Regions from separate parts of the Mus musculus genome. Here region 1 is linked to region 2. A link is a contact called in ENCODE POLR2A ChIA-PET data. All regions are on one chromosome and are shown on one strand. The core of a region is the stretch at or near the end of the contact, and the rest is flanking DNA. Distances in the headings are between cores, read along the strand shown. Region 1 overlaps Crtc3 (CREB regulated transcription coactivator 3). Region 2 has its middle 41 kb from the start of Gm44851.

Region 1 (5,872 bases), core at 1,115-3,614, 200 kb before region 2:
GCAGGTGCACAGTTGCATGGAAGCCTAAGGTCACCCGTAGGTGTGGTTTCTCAGGAGCCATCAACCTTGTGTTTTTTAAAAATCTTTTTTTTTTTGAAACATGCACTTGTATGTGTGTGTATTGTGTACGTGCATATGTGTTCAAGTATGTGAGTACAGGTACACCAGTGTGTACTGTATAACAGGGTGAGGTCGGAGACAGCCTTGGAGATCAGTCCTTACCGTGTTTGAGGCAGGGTCTTTGGTTATTTGCAGCTGCGTATACCAGGCCCCCTAGCCCACTGAGCCACCTTGCCAGCCCCTCTGGTTTTGTTCATTTGCCTGTGTGTGTGTGTGTGTGTGTGTGTGTGTGTGTGTGTGTGTGTGTGTGTGTGTGTTTTGAGGCAGGCTCTTTCTCTCTAGAGTGCTAGGCTGGCTAGCCAGCAGATGTCAGGGATCCCCCTGTGTGATTTCCTGAGAGTTGGGGCTGCAGATGCCTACATCATGCCAGCATTGCACGTAGGCGCTGGGGATCTGATCTCTTGTGCTTTGCCCTCTGAGCCATCTCTCCAGATCTTCTGTGTAGTTTTCATTCGCTTTTCTTTTATAAATGCACCTCCCCCCCAACCCCCGCCTGTGGTTTTGTACTATCTTTAGCTGCACGACACATCTTTTACCCTTAATTTTGGTGGTTGAGTTGTTATGTTTTAGAAAATGTGGCCAGTTTTCTGTGATTTGAGTTGCAAGTATTTTCACAGTTTGCTATTTATTAGATTTTTATGATGGGATTTTTTTTCATGCAAATTTAAAAACATGTGGGGTGTGGGACTGTCGCACAGTGGTGCAGTGCTTGAGTTGCAGGCATGGGCCACCCCTGGCTTCCTCTTCGTTGATGTGTCTACCCCTGTACCAGTGCCACACTGTTTGACTAATTACTATAGGTTTATATTACACTTATACATATTGATTTATTTTCATGTGGCTTTTCAGTCCCTAGCTCCCACCCCCAGGCTATTGAATGTTTATTTCCACGATGGTTTTTAAGTTTATCTTATTTTTATTTTAGGCTCATTTGGGGTTTTAGAGGTTTGAATGAGAATGGCCCCCATAGGCTGATGTATTTGAATCCTGGGTCCCCAGTTATTGGAGCAGTTGGAGAGAAGGATTAGATGGCATGGTTTTGTTTAAGGACATTTGCCAATAGGGGCAGACTTGGAGGTTCCAAGAGCCCAGACAATTTACACTTAACTCTCTGCCTCCTACTGTGGCTCTAAATATACTCTTAGTTACTGATCTAGCACCAGGCCTGTCTGCCTGCTGCCGTGCTCCTGGCCAAGATGGGCGTGGAACCGAGCCCTCTGAAACTGAACCACCAGTAAACGCTGTCTTCTTAAGTTGCCTTGGTCTTGGTGTCTTATCACAGCAAGAGAAAAGTAACCAAGACAAAAGTATTTTTAAAAGCAGTGTTGTTAATAACGTTTGCACTGCTAAGCAGTGCCATTAGACTCATGTTTCAGGGGCTTCTTCTGACTGCAGTGTGGAAGCAATGTAGAGGTGACAAGAATAAAGACCAAAAGTCTGTTATAGCTCACCATGGTGTCACACCATGTGGATCCGGTAAGTTTCAGACCAGCCTGGGCTACACAAGTGGGACTTTGACTCAAAACAATCAAAAATAAAACAGCAAATCCCAAGGCTTTTTCAGATACGGAGGGGAAAGTGGATGGAGTTAAGGAGGAAGGGTGTGGGAGACACGGGGTCATCGGGGACACCATAACCAGCATCGCGTATGGCCCAGGGGGAGAGGGGAAAGGGAAAGTGCTCAAGGGGGGCCCCAAACACTGGGCTTAGGCAGCCCCATGGGGCCAGTGCCTGAGGAAGTGCAAAGTGACAAGTTAGTGCCAGGTGAGAGGGTGGCGCACAGTGACCTCCACTGAAGTGCCAGGCACCCAGCCCTTGGGGCGTTGACTGCAGTCGGCAGCTCTGGAGAGATCTGGGCTGTTGGTAGAGTGTGTGACTGACCACTTCCTGGAGAAGTTAGCATTTGAAGGATGGCTCTTGTGTTCAGAAGTCTGCAGAGACAGGAATCATGGAATCATGGAACAGGTTCTAAAATATTACACATAATCCCAGTTTCAGATACTTGAGATATCAGTGACTTAGGTACTGAAAAGTCCATTTGTATTTAGTGACAAGGAAAGGCTGTGGTGCCCTGGGAGTTTCAGTGGAGTGGACAGGGCTGGGAGTTGAGAGCTGAGCAGGGTACTGAGGAGGTGTGGCTGCTCAGACTGCTTGGAGGGAGAATGGTGAATCCTTCTGTCCTGCCCCTCCCCCAGCTTCACGCGTGAGAGCCTTCCTTGGCTGGGCTCATGTGCTCATGGGAAGAGCCAATAGAGGAGAAAGAGGAAGAAGTGTGTGTGTGGGGGGGTGGGGGGTGAGATCCTGGCCCTGTCAAGGGCTTAGAGAAACCGTGGTCTGTGGGGGAAACTACCCCACTGAGGATATGGACAAGTGAAAGATAGCAAAGAAACAGTGTCGCAGTCCCAGCTCTCCAGAGGCTGGAGCAGAAGGATTACTGAAGAAAAAAGAAGACAGGAGGAGGAGCAGCTGTAAACAAAACTGAAGGTGGAATCAGCCCAGGGATTTAGTGAAAGAGTGAGAATGTTTAAAGAGCAAGACCAACAAGGTAGCCCAGCTGTTAAAGGATTGCTGCCATGCCTGATGATTGAGTTCAGTCAGCAGAACACGCATGGTGGAAGGAGAGACCTGAGTCCTGAAAGTGCTCTGACCACTACACGTGGGCTGTGGCATGTGTGCTGCCCTCCACACTACCCTGTCCTACCTTCACATAAAAGTAAATACCTATTTTTAAAAAAGTAACATTAAAAAGCAATTGCTGAGGACATGGACTCAGCTCAGTAGCAGGACCCTGAGTTTAATCCCTAGTATTGAAAAAAAAATTAAAAAATAAAAAGTGGGTTGGAGTAATTCAGTAAACCCAGGAAGACGTGGGTTCAATCCCCGGAACACTCATAAAAGCCAGGTGTGCTGTGCTTGTAATCTGGGCCCTGAAGAGCTGGAGTCACTGGCCAGTCTGCTTAGCAAGTTCCAGAGCAGTGAGAAAGTCTTTCAGAAAAGAGCGGTAATGGACCAGAGGTGCCTCCTCACATGCACACACAGCTGCATCAGTCCATATACATTATAGCCAGCTGTAATGTATACCATGTTACTATCCGTGCTAAAAGAGAAGAGTAGAAGTAAGGTCCGCTCCCACTTGCTGTGCTTACACAGTCGTTCATTGAAGGGCTCATGCAGCCATTACCCTGGCTGTCTATCAGGAAGCAAGAAGGGGAAATGGGATCAGCGGTGTCTCACACTCTCAATCTTTATATTTTTCATTTGTTGAGAGTGTGAATAAATACTTATTTTCTTTTTGAAACAGTGTCTCGTGTAGCTCAGACTGCCTTCAGTTTGCTGTGCAATTGAGGATGACCTTGAACTGTTTTGGGGTCCACCTCCTACCTCTGTGTGCTGGGAGTACAGCTGTGTGACCACCATGCCCTGTTACGGGGTGCTGAGATGGAACCAAGCTTTGTACATGCCAGGCCTGCACTTTACCGCCTGAGCTGTCTTCCCAGCTGTGGACCAGGATTTTCCCAGTTACTCTTGACCCTAAGTGCCCCTGACTTGTCTGTTCAGCAGCTAAGAAACAAACCCTTGCTTTTAGTCTGAGAGAACTTTGCCTTTATTTGACTCTGCCTACTGGGACCAGCATCCTCCGGGAAGCATTTCTGCATCCCTGGGTCAGGGAGGAGGTGTGCATGCCATCTGCTGCACCTGGTCCTCTGCTTCAGCTTCAGCTTCAGCGAATGGGCTTTAAGGTTGGCTTATAGCCCCAGAAAGAAGAGCAAGCCAAGGTTAGCATCCTCATTAAGCTGACACTCACCCTGGCTCTCTCCACAGCCCAGCTATGACACAAACCAGTGACAGTCAGTGCGTCAGCTTGTCACCCCATCACTATTACAAATGATTCCCAGAAACTATAAAACCTCAAATATTCCCCCAAGTAAGCAGAAGTAAGAAACACAGAAAGTCAAAGTGGGGGACAGGGTTCTAGCTTCCTCATTTCATTCCAGTGTTGGAACAAATGGTGAAATGGTTGCACGGATTAGCGCACTTTATATATGTCACACAGGTTAGCACACTTTATATATGTCACACAGGTTAGCACACTTTATATAAGTCACAAGGGTTATAGCACACTTTATATATGTCACAAGGGTTAGCATACTTTATATACGTTACAAGGGTTAGCACACATCATGTTCTTCGTTCCATGCTGATTGTGACTTTCACTTGAAGCATCAGATGAAATAATAATAATAAAATCACCTCAGAGCATTCAGATCCTGGATGAGGGAATAAAGTTCAGGGGCAGAGTCCTTGCCTAAAACTTGTACTGAGACCCTGGTGTCCCCACTGTCACAAAGAAGAGAAAGGAAAACAGCTCATTATATAAACAAAGACATTGAAGTTCCACAAATATACCAGCTCCACTCTCCGCCATTTCTCTGTACCCATTTTCAGTGTAGCAAGCAAAGTAGATGGTCTGCCCCCCGAGGGCTGTGTTAGGGAGGACACCGCGTCAGCACTCAGCTTTCCCTCATGAAAATCCCTGGGTGCTAGATGTTTCAACCCAGACTGGGGGCCTTATACACCACTGTTCTGTGGTCTGGACGGTCACTGCTAGTGAGCCTGTGAGAAGTCAGTGAAGGGTCACTTGTCAGCTTTCCTTACGGTGGCTCAGGAGCTCCTAAAGTCTGTGGGCTGGACTGTGTGACAAGTGAAGCCAGTTGTACTGGGCTCGGTTCTCCCTTCCACGTGGAGGCAGAAGCCGGGGCTTCAGATAGGAGGCAACTCCGTCCAGGTCCTACACGTTTGCCTATTTGGCAAAGATTTCAAACCAATTTAACTCAGCTATAAGTAAGCAACCAGATCCAGTTTTGGTTAAATGGAGAATTCAGGAAAGAGGGAAGGAGGAAAGAAGGAAGGGGAAAAAAAAATTAAAACAGAAACTTACATTCCCAAAAGAATCTGGTTCTCCAGACCTGTTCTCTCTGGGTAGCTTGGTTCCTCGTGGGGACAACTGACTGTAAATCTTTAGCAGCCTGTCATCTGAGCAGATGCCCTCCGGAGACAGGGACTGCTTTGAGGACACTGCAGCTGGGCTAGAAGCTGTTTAACAGAGGACCGCACTCTGAGGATATAGTATATCCTCATGTCCATGGGCCCTGGAGGAGGCAAGATAGCTGATGGTAAGGGTGCTTTGCGTGTGGGTTGGCTGCCCTAAACAGTCATCACAAGTTGTAGTGACTTGTGTGTCTCACGAATCACAAGCAAGCAGCCGGGCGAGGACAGTATCCGATGCTCTTAAACCAAAACAGGATGCGAGGGTTACAGGGTTTTATTTAGCCCAATATCTGTATTTAGAATGATCATGTGCTACATTAGCTGACTGTTCCAGACTGTATTCTTTCCCGACACACGTTTTCTTGGACTTTACTACTTCCTTTGTGAAAGTAAAGACTTGTTTGTTCTTTGTTCATTGTTTTCCCAGTGATGGGATCAAACCCACCGTGCTCGGCGACTGCCCTGCCCATCAGCTGCATATCCTTATTTTGAGTCAGTACTGGGCCAGGGAGGTGGCTCAGTGAGTAAAGGGGCTTCCTGCCAGATCTGACGACCTGAGTTCCATCCCACGAGCCCACGGGGCAGGAGAGAACCTGTTCCCACAAGTTGTCCTCTGCCCTCCACACTCATACTGCAGTGGTGTCCATAGACAAATAAACAGGTTATCTATCGATAGTAAAATAAGGTGGCAATAGATAAAGAA
Region 2 (5,847 bases), core at 1,503-4,002:
TAAAAAATGCCCCACAGGCCTGCCTCTAGGTGCTCCCTCAATTAAGGTTCCCTCTTCCCAGATGACTCTAGGTTGTATCAAGTTGACAAAAAAAATAAAAATAAAAAAATAAATTAAAAAAAAAAAACCAACCACCTAGTCAGTGACCACACAGTGCATTATCATAGAGCGTGTTTGTCCCATGTCAGTGACCTCACAGTGCATTATCATAGAGCGTGTTTGTTCCATGTCAGTGACCTCACAGTGCATTATCATAGAGCGTGTTTGTTCCATGTCAGTGACCTCACAGTGCATTATCATAGAGCGTGTTTGTCCCATGTCAGTGACCTCACAGTGCATTATCATAGAGCGTGTTTGTTCCATGTCAGTGACCTCACAGTGCATTATCATAGAGCGTGTTTGTCCCATGTCAGTGACCTCACAGTGCATTATCATAGAGCGTGTTTGTCCCATGTCAGTGACCTCACAGTGCATTATCATAGAGCGTGTTTGTCCCATGTCAGTGACCTCACAGTGCATTATCATAGAGCGTGTTTGTCCCATGTCAGTGACCTCACAGTGCATTATCATAGAGCGTGTTTGCCCCGTTGAAATTTCACTTTCTGCCCTGAGTTCAAATCACAGACGTCACTGCCTTTACAGTGTTGAGCTAATTAAACTTTTTCTTTATAAGTAACTTGTTCTCAGGTATTTCCATATATATATAAAACAAACGGCAGCAGACGCCCTTCCTCCCGCCCCCCAAATAAAAGGCAGGTTCTGTCACTGGCTCTACTGCTTTGCAGGCGTCTCCCTCTGCTTGTAGATCTAGGTTCTACCCAGTGCCTGAGAATGGGTAGATAAGTGCATGGTGCATGGTGCTTGCTTGATAGGCAGGTGGATGTAAGGAGCTGAGGGCGGGGTCGGTAGGTAGATGGATGGATCATGAATGGGGTTGGGTAATGAGCGAATGGGGAGAATCAGTCAGTGAGGGGCATGTGGGAGGATGAGTGGGAGGATGGATGGATGAATGGATGGGCGGATGAGTGGGGCAAAGAGGTAGCCATGGGAGTGCATGTGGGCTATGAGGAAGACAGATGTGGTGGCATTTACCTAGACTTTCCTCATGGGAGAATAAGATAGGAGGATAGGGACAGGGCCTCGAGTCTATGGACCATGGCATCTCGTAGCCCATGGAAGTGATAGGCCAAGCCACTGTGGCCTGGTGCCAACCTCCCTTCCAAGACAAAGGCAAAGTTTCTTCTGGTTGACCTCATATTCATACAGTTGATGTCATGTAGTTAGCCAGCCCCCCATTTACTGACCTGAAGCTCCATTCGGTATCGTGTGCTTAGTTTTATACAGTCCCCAGCATCTGCTTTCAGCTCCCTTTTCTATCTTATGCACCTGTGGTGTACTTACACGTGGGGGAAGGGGCTTTGTGAGGCCCTCAGGGCCATGGGGAGGATGGGAGTTCAAATCCTGTCTTTGGATGAATCAGCCCTGGGGTGAATATGGACAGCTGCTGAGGTTGTACCTTCCTGAACTTGGGCAAGACATTCTCTCTCCTTTGTAGCTCAGGCTGGCCTCTAGTTGGCAGGCTCAAGTGATATTCCTGCCTTAGTCTCCCAAGCCTGTGGCTAAGGTGTATACTATTAGACCTGGCCCCTCCTCTTTTGTCTTTGGTTTCAGAGCTACAAAAAAAAAAAAAAAAAAAAAAAAAAGACTTTCACCAATTCGGTGACTCACATCTGGAATCCAAGCACTTGAGAAGCTGAGACAGGAGGTTTGCCTGTGAGCTCAAAGCCAGTCTGGAGTTGCTGTGTGTTGTGAGTACCAGGACAGCCTGTGCTACAAAGCGAAACCTCTCAAAACAAACAGCAACAAAGGACTTTATACTCCGTGATAACTGTCACCTGCATCTTCAGTGTTGAAATGCCTGTCCAGTGGCACACAGAGTACTGACCATGGAGTGGAACATCCTTGCACACACGTGACTTCACAAACACATGCTCCTCACAAAGGAGACAGAGGGAGCTCTTAGCCCTTTCAACTCTGAAGTACAGCTTCGGGGTAGGGGGTGGGGGACACTTGAGAGTCTTACCTATCTTAAGCTGGCCTTGAACTTGCCAAAGTAGCCAGAAACAGCAAGTTCCTACTCCTCCTGTCTCCACCTCTCCAGCAGGAGCCTACCACGCCTTTGCCGGTGGCCAGCTTTGTGTGGTGCTGGGCGCCTGGAACTCGGGGCTTTATGCATGCTAGACAAATACTAACAGTTGAGCTACATCCCAGCCTGTTTTGTTTTGTTTTGTTCGTTTAGGCAGCATCTCACTCTGCAGTCCTATCTAGCCCTGAACTCACCATGTAGGCCAGGCTGGCTTTGAATTTGTAGACATCCTCCCTTAACCTCCCACGTGGTGGGATTACAGGCACGAAAGGCAGCACAGAGCACATCTTTTTTTTTCCCCCCCCCCTCTCTTAGTGGTGCTTTGTATGAAAGTCAGAGCCTTACACATGTGAAGCTGGCGCTTGGTTGCTGAGCTCTCTGCCCCCAGCTCCCCACAAAGTACATCTTAAAGAGATTGGTGACAAGGAACAGATCTGCCACTCCCAGCATGCACTTTGCTGAGTGTACTGGAAGCAAAGGAAACTTCTTGAAAGCTGTGGAGGCAAGTGTGAGCTGACATTCCCCAGGCCTTGCCAGCCTGTGGGGTCAAATAAGGGCAGTCATCAGCCAGATCCGCCCGCCCGGGAGCGGAGCTGTCTCCCCGCTGGGCTAGGCAAATGCTGCTTCATGATAAGGTTTGCTGAGGGCTCTTCAGGGGCTGCAGGCACCAACAGGAAACAGAGGCTTTCTACAGAACACGGGGTGTGATATTTGCTTAGAGTTCTCTGCTTAAGGCCTGGCAGGACCAAGTCACCCTGTCTAGGAACACACAACTCGTGGCCCAGGCTCTCCTACCAGTTCTTTCAGTGGAGATGAGTGTTAAGTGGGCTTAGGTTTCTTAGGGTCGAAAGCCAAGTTTACCATTTACTGTGTGAGCTTGAGTACATTGCTTAACTTATCTGTGCCTCCGAGAGATCACAACCGCATACCTTGTAACGAAGATTGCTCTGAGCCTGCCAAGATAATGTGAGCAAATTTCTGGGGTTGAGACCATAGCTGTCAAAGGGACCAGTGTCACCAACAGGTGAAGTAACTGAAGGTCTGGCTAGCTCACTTGCAGGGACATACCTACCTGTCTGAAGCCAGCAGGCTGATCCTTCCTTGGTGGCTAGGCTCTTCCCCACAGCAGGAGAGCACACTGGGAGGGAAGCCCTGGGCAGTGGTGTGTTATAACATTCGTGACTCGAGCTGCCCCAGAGTCTGGTGTGGAGATAAGCCTAGGAAGTGAGGATCTGCCTCATCAAAGACTGTCGAGGACATATTCAGTGTGGCACCGGGCAGTGGGCCAGGGGAGGAAGAGGCACCATACAGTCCTCGCTCAGACATTCACAGCGAGGAGTGGTGGGCCAGCCAGAGTCAGGCGCCTTCTTATCTGCTTTGCTCCCTGAGCGCTCTGCCTCGCTTGCCTCAGCTTCCTCTCTTGAAGATGGAATTCCAAAAGAGGTAATGACTGCCTGTCCTGCCTCCATTATGGCTGGCTGCACTGAAGAACCCAGAAACCCAGGCCTGTGAGTAGTACCTTCAAGGCCAACTCCCCCTGAGAACAAAGCAGACACTGCACTTCCTCCCTGGGTTTCTGGGCCTGATGGGAGCCCAGAACCACAGCCACAGCCAGCACACGGCCCTCTCCCGCCCCAAGCCTGCACTGTCCAGATGTGCTACTGCAGCTTCCTGGAGCGGCGGAGCACTGCACAGCTGGAGCACTGCACAGCTGGAGCTGAGCTTGTGGCTGACGGGCTCCACGTACACGGAGGGACACTGTTAGCAACCCACTTTGGACAGTGCTATACAAGGACAGGTGATGCCAATCCATGGTTGCAAGCCATGGCCCTGGAAGACAGAAACGGGGTACATAAAGAAGAGGGAGAACTTAGCAGACAAAGACCAGAAATGGTCCAGAAAGCAATGGCTTTGCAGCTTCGGGATTGCAGGAAATAACGTCTGGAGTCCAAAGACTGCACTGGTGGGAGGCACTCACGGGAAGCAAGAGTTGGCAAGGCAACTTTGGCGTTTACAGAATGGTACAGTGAGGAGCACTATTCAGATGGCATGTGCCATAGGGCTTAGTCACAGCGTAAGGGCACTGTGCCTTTTCTCCACTGGTTGGGGTCTGGTCTTATGGTCTTTGAGGCTGTCTTAATGTTAAATAAATAAATAAATAAATAAGGTAAGGGGTGGGATCCTGTGGCAAAGCCTTTACTTAGACAAAAATTCTGACAAGGTGGGGATGTTTCAAGCATCATAAATGTGACATTCCCGTGGCGGCCTTTTTGTTTGTTTTTGGGGGGGAGTTTTTTGGTTTGGTTTGGTTTTTGTTTGAGGGGAAGGGGTATTTTGAGACAGGGTCTCCACTACTTGGCTAGCCAGGAACTCATAGGGATCAACCTGCTGAGATGAAAGGCATGAGCCACCACAGCCGGGCTCCTGTGAGCCTTTGTTTGTTTGTTTGTTTGTTTGTTTGTTTGTTTGTTTGTTTTTGGTAAAAAAGACTGACTTCCCTTCCTGTCTACTAAACTTCAGTGTGAGGTTGGTCATCCTGTGGGGCAGATCCACTTTGAGCCCCGCCCTCTCTTGTCTTTGTCCTGGATTCCCTCCTCCCTCCTCAGGCTCTCACATCCCACAGCTGGGGCCTGAAGGTGCTGATCGCTCTCCCCTCTTAGAGCTGAGGCCTCTGAGCAGCTCCCTCTCTCTCTCTCTCTCTCTCTCTCTCTCTCTCTCTCTGTGTGTGTGTGTGTGTGTGTGTGTGTGTGTGTGTGTGTGTGTGTTTAAGTGTGAGTGAGAGGTGGTCAGAACTGGCAGGGCTTTCATTTGTCACCATCAGGTCACCTTTAGGTAGGACAGAATGAGGACAGAGCCAAGAGCTGATAGTACCCAGGACACCTTGGCCCAACTGCTCTGCCCAGCTCTGCCACCCAGTCATGGCCCAGTAGCTTCTAGCCCGGGCAGATATTGGACCCTCCCAGAACCAACCTGTCACTCTCCAGACAGTCCAGACTGTCTACCTTCTCTGTGCCGCTTACACACCTGGGCCACCCACGCAGCTGCTTGGGCCAAGGTCTGCACCAAGCCCTTAGCTGGGAGTCCTGCTGGGGCAGCTGTGGTTGGAGCAGGGGCCAGGACAAGGTGGCCACTCACCTCCCAGGAGGGCTAATTTGGCCATCTTCCCTAGATGACATTTACAACAAAAGAAGAACCATTTCCTCTCTGAGGCCCAGAAATGGGCAGGGGCCTCCTGGTGGCTTAGACAAAGGCCTTTCTGCCCACTGAGGTGGACCACCCAGGTTCTAGGCCATAGACCTGGCGTCTACATTTTTAACTCTTTAACCCTGCTTGTGTGAGACTGGCTCTGTGACCGGAGACAAGTCACTTCCCATCTCAGGGCCTCAGAGGCCTCCTCAATAGAACGGGGGATTGATCCAATCTGCCCACCCGCCTGGGCATTCCAAGGCTGTTGCAGACTAGATGCCGTAAGGACTTACATAAGCAGTTACAATAAGCAGTTGCATGCCTTTATTGACTAGAAGGCAAATACCTTGGACGTAAGTCACCAGCCCTCAGCCCCAGGCCTGAACGCCTCCATCACCTGCATGAGGCCACCATCCAGCCCAGACTCCCATAACACGAAGCTGGAGGGAAGTGAAGCCCTGGTGTACTGTAGGGGGTTGAGACTGGAGAGGCAGGCTGAAGGGGGGAGCTCAGAC

What was found. ChIA-PET counts read pairs that join two places held with the same protein, here RNA polymerase II (POLR2A).
Region 1: POLR2A ChIA-PET joins it to region 2 with 12 read pairs in Patski. The contact joins two enhancer-like sites. POLR2A ChIA-PET finds 5 or more read pairs at or near these places in 2 of 5 experiments (Patski and embryonic stem cell).

Annotation. Positions count from the first base shown.
Region 1 is chr7:80,638,148-80,644,019 of GRCm38, reverse strand. All of the region lies in intron 2 of Crtc3 (CREB regulated transcription coactivator 3), which reads left to right. Gm15880 (predicted gene 15880) reads right to left here. Exons shown (of 5, transcript NR_040343.1): 3 at 5,060-5,270; 4 at 4,372-4,458; 5 at 1-2,051. Among named protein-coding and RNA genes, the nearest start is that of Gm15880, 5.1 kb to the right of the region's middle. Within about 2 kb of position 2,364, at least 1 of the 3 ENCODE cell types and tissues checked has a DNase peak (open chromatin) inside an H3K27ac peak, as active enhancers do.
Region 2 is chr7:80,442,561-80,448,407 of GRCm38, reverse strand. No RefSeq gene overlaps it. Among named protein-coding and RNA genes, the nearest start is that of Gm44851, 41 kb to the right of the region's middle. RefSeq lists an enhancer at 1,908-3,340. Within about 2 kb of position 2,752, at least 1 of the 3 ENCODE cell types and tissues checked has a DNase peak (open chromatin) inside an H3K27ac peak, as active enhancers do.